Regions from separate parts of the Mus musculus genome. Here region 2 is linked to region 1. A link is a loop called in an ENCODE intact Hi-C map of the cell type or tissue named here. Cell type or tissue: left cerebral cortex. All regions are shown on one strand. Links, peaks and the distances in the headings refer to the core of each region. The heading gives the core; the rest is flanking DNA. Region 1 overlaps Psme4 (proteasome (prosome, macropain) activator subunit 4). Region 2 overlaps Sptbn1 (spectrin beta, non-erythrocytic 1).

What was found. Peaks named below come from ENCODE experiments on the same cell type or tissue, not always from the same donor. Only the 100,000 strongest peaks of a DNase experiment are listed, where the experiment ranks them.
Region 2: it touches region 1 in a loop (2.8-fold over the local background); 6 of 42 quality-filtered maps call a loop at or near these places.

What each region holds. Positions count from the first base shown.
Region 1 is chr11:30,819,918-30,822,733 of GRCm38, reverse strand. It overlaps Psme4 (proteasome (prosome, macropain) activator subunit 4), which reads right to left. Exons shown (of 47, transcript NM_134013.3): 18 at 2,591-2,806; 19 at 1,661-1,818. It also overlaps the pseudogene Gm12103. Among named protein-coding and RNA genes, the nearest start is that of Psme4, 50 kb to the right of the region's middle. In left cerebral cortex, for the core only: no CTCF peak of the experiment used is centred there; a DNase peak (open chromatin) is centred at 1,429.
Region 2 is chr11:30,101,419-30,104,234 of GRCm38, reverse strand. It overlaps Sptbn1 (spectrin beta, non-erythrocytic 1), which reads left to right. Exons shown (of 35, transcript NM_175836.2): 33 at 814-987; 34 at 2,580-2,622. Among named protein-coding and RNA genes, the nearest start is that of Eml6, 77 kb to the right of the region's middle. In left cerebral cortex, for the core only: no CTCF peak of the experiment used is centred there; a DNase peak (open chromatin) is centred at 1,481; H3K27ac peaks cover 1,346 bases.

The DNA of each region.
Region 1 (2,816 bases), core at 251-2,750:
GCTTCCCAAGAGCAGTTTAGAGCTTAAGCACTTCCGACGTCTGAGGAATGTTAACTATTCAGTATGGTGGCGGAGGTCAATAAACTGGAACTGATGGTCCAGAAAGCTGACTCTGATTTGGACTACCTTCAATATAGGCTGGAATATGAAATCAAAACTAATCACCCTCATTCAGCAGGACAGAAAAATGCAGTTGCAATTTTAAAGGAATTATCAGCAATAAGGTCTCAATATCAAGCTTTATATGCAGCTTTAAGGCAGTTTCTGTTGAGCAAAGAGACCAAGAGCTGCATTTGTGGTATTTTGAACAAGACAATGACCATGATACAAGAACTACAAAAGCAAACAAACCTGGAGCTTACTCTACTGACTGAAGAAGAGAAAGCTGTGACAGAGCAATTAAGTCTCACATGCCAGACTTATAAAACAGAATGTGAAAAAGGAACTCTGATGGAGAAAAGATCAATTCCAGAGATTCAGCAAGATGTCTAGAGGTTGGGGGCTGATGAGGAAGTCTGACATTTTCCTTGACTGAGAGGATCATGATGCATTTCATGAGGAAATTGTAAGAAGGGTAGATACCATAAGACTGAAAACCAAAAGAATGGAATGGGAATAAAGAAACGTAAATACTGATATATATATAAAGCAGTCTAGCACACTGTATAAGTCAGTGTTAGTCAATGAAACCTCTTCCTCCAAATCTTACCTATGTCTATTAAAAATTTCTGGCATTTGATAAACACTAAATTTCTTATTATTATTTCTGGAACTTTCAAAATTTTAAACTATAAAGGCCCAATGGATTAAAAATAACTATTTCTTGTTAAATGCCTATGGGAAATAAAGAAAATCTCAGTTAAATAACCTCAAAAGTCAACAATGAAAGCTACTAAAAAGAATGGATTTCTATGTTCAGTAGAGAGATATTTCCTTTGAAAGGAATATACCTTATCTATACTTTCCAATACAAGCAAGTAGAAAAGTGTTTCTGCCAAAAAACTGGGAGGGTAATAAGGGGTCAGTTTTTCTATTTAAGATGTTTAGGGAAGCAGAGAGTTCCTGGTCTATATGGCGAGAAACTGTCTCAAAATAAAACAAAAACAGAAAAATAAAATATACACAAACAATAGAAAAACCCTAAAATGTTTAGATGGGGCTGAATTATGAGTACAATGTCTGTCTAGCATGCCTGGGTTTGATCCTCAGCCTTGCGTGACCCAGGCAGGACAGGACAGGAATCAGAAGTTCAAGGTCTTCAAAAACCCAAGCTAAACCACACACCCAAAACAAGAGTTGAAACATTCACGAATTTTGTTACATAGTGTTCAATGTTTTTCTCAGTACATTTAATGCACATTTTAAAAACAAACACTGATTATGTTTATGTATCATGGGGCTACAGATGGCTCAGTTCCCAGAAACCACACGGCGGCTCACAACCACCAAGTCCACGTTCCAAGGAACCCAAAGCCTTCTGTGATTTCTGCAGCCAGTAGGCACGCACATGGTATAAATATGCAGGGGAAGCACTCATGCACATAAAATCAAAGAAACCTTCAAAAGAAGATTTAAAAAAAAAGAGGAAAATACATACATCAGATAACAAAGTTTGGGGCAGGCACTGAGGTTTGACAAATAATAATAGAAGAAAACTAACCTAGACATTTCAAGTTCTCCATCTCCACAACACTGGAGTTTGATAAGCTCAGGCTGAAGAAAGGAGTCTAACAAATAGAAGGCAAAAGAGACTTCTTCTGAAGAAGGAACATGCCACTGGATCCCCAGATTCCACAAATCTCCAGGCTTACCCCAGTCCTAGAAAAGAGAAGCTTTTTATTTAGTTGTTAAGCTGGAGAAAAACATGTATATACAATACTTCTAAAGTTTAAAGGCAGACATAGAAATAATATGAGCCAATATGTGCAAAAGAGACTCATAAAAAATTCATTTTTATTACTCCTGAATGTCTCCCTAAAAGCCACTTAATAAGCATTTACTGTAGGAGAGAAAGCAAGTTTATATGAAGCCAGCTAGTTCAGGATTAAAATTATATATAACTCTTGAAGTTAGATATGGCATAGCCACTGCAGAAAGGTAGAAAACTACCCAGGCATTAGCTATCACAGCACAGTAGTAGTTGACACAGGAAGATCACAACTTCAAGGCCAACCTAGGCTACATAGCAGGAAGGAAGGGAAGAGTTTTAGCTCCATGACAAGTTAAAAAGCACAAGGTTACTACTACATCCCAGTAACAGCTTTAAACACTGTACTTTAAAACAAGGAATTGGAGCTGGAGAGACGGCTCATCAGTTAAGAGCACTGAATGCTTTCCCAGGGCATAGGGGTTTACATTCCATCACCCATGTAGTGGCTCAAAATCCTCTAACTCCAACTTCAGATCCAATGCCCTTTTCTAGCCTATGTGGTACCAGGCATATATATGCTTCAGGCACACTTAATAAATAAACAACAACAACAAAATTTTTCTAAAGACTGGACATTTCTCTACACAGCAAGGAGAAACATCTCTGATTAACTTAAGAACCCAATAGAGTCTTTAATTCTAAATGGCTGAAAATGCTTGCCTTGACAGGGAAGTATTCAGAAGGCGGCTTGTTAAAGCCCCCCGGAACACTGCAGTACTCTGTAGGGTAGATTAGTGTGGTAGAACGAAGAAGATGATGCAGAAGGTTGCAAGACAGCGTGTAGCCCTGCTTACAGGTCAGGTGTAAGGTTCGCTGGAGAATCTTTACAAGCTGCTCCCTATACAGAAGTAACTTCTTCCCGTCTACACGAGTAATCTGAAAAGAC
Region 2 (2,816 bases), core at 307-2,806, 720 kb after region 1:
AGGCGCTCACTAGAGCAAAGTTGAACAGTCTCCTGAAGTGAAGTGACCTCATTGTAGGGTTCCTAGTAGGATCCGGCTTTCACAGGTACTCACTCCTCCATATGAGTCTTGAGATGACCATCTCCCACCAGTCTCTAAGTTTATTATTTAGCTGATGAGATAGTAGTGACTCTGAGAGGTTGTAAAAAAGCATACTTTTTTAGACATCTAGTAAATAGTAAAACTGAGATGAAAACCACATCTAATTCCAAAGCTGGTACAACTTAGCTGGTCTGCCATATGTCTAGATTACTGTACATGTGGAGTGTCTACTGTACAAAGGACTTGTGTCTGTGTTGGATAAGGTAACGGTCTGATGTTCTCATTAAGTTATCGTATACTGACAGTTTGCCCCTTGGGTATTGTTGGCACACACCTGAGTGTAGCTCCCCAAAGGGATACCATAAATACCAATGGCCCTGGATCTACCCTCTTGTCAGTAGCTGAACCCCAGAAAGAATGTCACTAAGTCTGGGGGAGATTGTGCTTGAGAATAAGGAGCCTTGTCTGTGTTCCTGAACATGAGTGAAAAGCTTCAAAGGCCGCATGTGATAGAAGGGACAGCAGCTCACGTGTTCTCTGATGCAGAGCCGTATCCCTCCCCAGCTGCGCCTCAGGCATATGCGCTGTTCCAAAGAGGCTGAGTTCAGGGCTAATATTTGGTATAGGTTCAGTTTAGAGAGGCTTTGAATAAGGGGTAGCCTGTTTGTGAAGATCTTTCAGCAAAGGTGAGCGCAGAGCCTTAATACTTCTTTCTCTGCTGTACCCACTCAGGTCCTGGCACAATGTATATTGTGTCATAAATAACCAAGAAATGGGCTTCTATAAAGATGCCAAGAGTGCTGCTTCTGGCATCCCCTACCACAGTGAGGTCCCTGTGAGTTTGAAAGAGGCCATCTGCGAAGTGGCCCTTGATTACAAAAAGAAGAAGCACGTGTTCAAGCTAAGGTAAGAGTTTTCAAGCTCATGGCTGTCTGGGTGTGTTCATCTCACAGAGGTTGGCTTTCCCGCTAAGGTACTGTGATGGCCGTGCCTCCTCCTACCATTCTCAGTCCCTAAGAAAGTGAATATCCAGTCTGCACACAGCCTACTGAGACTTGCTGGATTAATTCTGAGGAACCAAGGTCACTCTTCCCTGGGCCTGGTTGTGCACCTGGACCCAGAGGAAAAGGAGCCTTCATTTCATGACCTGGAACACACTGTTCCCCGACACTGCTGTGGGCCATAATTGTCACAGTATATAATGGGAGCTTTAAAGTCCCATTTTGAGTCCTTCTGGCTTATGCAGACTAAGGAATTACCATGTTTGCTTCAGATAGGTACTGTGAGTCATCCTAGAGCCTGAGGAGACAAACAGGAAGTACTTGGGTGGGACAGGCCATCCTCCCCAGCTCTTCCCACACTTCTGCATCCAAATGACTCCTCCTTGTGGAAGACACCCCCTCACACCACATCCACACGCATGCTCCTTGTGTTTGGATATTGGCAAACCATCTCATTTCTCAAAGTGTAAAAAGATAAGGCAAGGGGGTGAGAATGTGCTCAGTGGCAACAGTTCCTGCTGCCAAGCCTGATTATACAGCTTTCCTTCTCAGAACCCACGTGGTGGAAAGGAGGAAAGGAAAGGCTCTCTTGCAGGTTGTCTTTTTGACATTCACGAGTGTGCATACATACATATATTTTCAAAATACATTTTGTCATGAGAGTCCCAGATAACTTGACCTCTTAACTGTTCCATCTTAGCACCCCCTCCATGGACCTCAGAGTCAGTTCCTACTGCTGCACCCATAGTACCAGACATCACAGTGCCACACTGATGGCCTCCTGGGTGTGACTGCTTTCATTTCCATAAGAAAAATCTAGAGGTCTTTTTTTTTATTGTCAGTTGGGTAACTCTAGAAATTGCAGATGTGGAAGACACAAACTCAGAAGCTAGAATTTCAAGAGTACTCACCTTTTTTGAAGTTTTCTCTTGAATTCATTTCTGGTCAGAAATTAAGAATCCAAGTGGTATTGGCCATAACAAAGCCAGACCTTTCAGAGGTTGAATTTTTTTTTGATCCTTCTGTTGGATTAAAGCACCAGATTGCCTGTGTATATTGGATTTATCTGGTGAATGTGTGACTTCATAATGACCAGGGGCCATTGTCGGGCCAGTGCACATCTCCAGGCCTGGTCATCAACCCATGGAGAGCTCTATTGACATCTCTGAGGTAAACCCATGGCCTGCTTGTGACCCACCCTAGATAAGGGGATCATGGGGTTTTGTTTGGTTGGTTTGGTTTGGGTTTGTTTTGTTTTGTTTGTTCTGTTTTGCTTTTTGAGACAAAGTTCCTCTGTGCCTGGCTATTTTGAAAATCAAGCTATAGACCAGGCTTGCCTCAAACTCACAGAGATCCACCTACCTCTGCCTCCGGAGTACTGGAATTAAAGATGTACACCACCATACCTGGCCTGTATTTTTAATTTATATTTTTTAACTTTCTAATATGAAATTGTTACCTACATAATTATAAAATGTAATTTTCTTGAAATTACAGACTAAGTGATGGAAACGAGTACCTCTTCCAAGCCAAAGATGATGTAAGTTACTACTGGGTTTTGTTTTCTCAGATACCAAAGCTCATGGAAGTATTTGTGAGGTGTTCAACTGTCTGGTCTTCATAGCCACCAACACTAGACTAAAAGAAGAAAATATCATCATGTTCCTCATTAAAGGAGGGAAACTAGAGCAACATCCACTAGATTCACTGGAAACTAGGAGCAAGGAAGGCCCT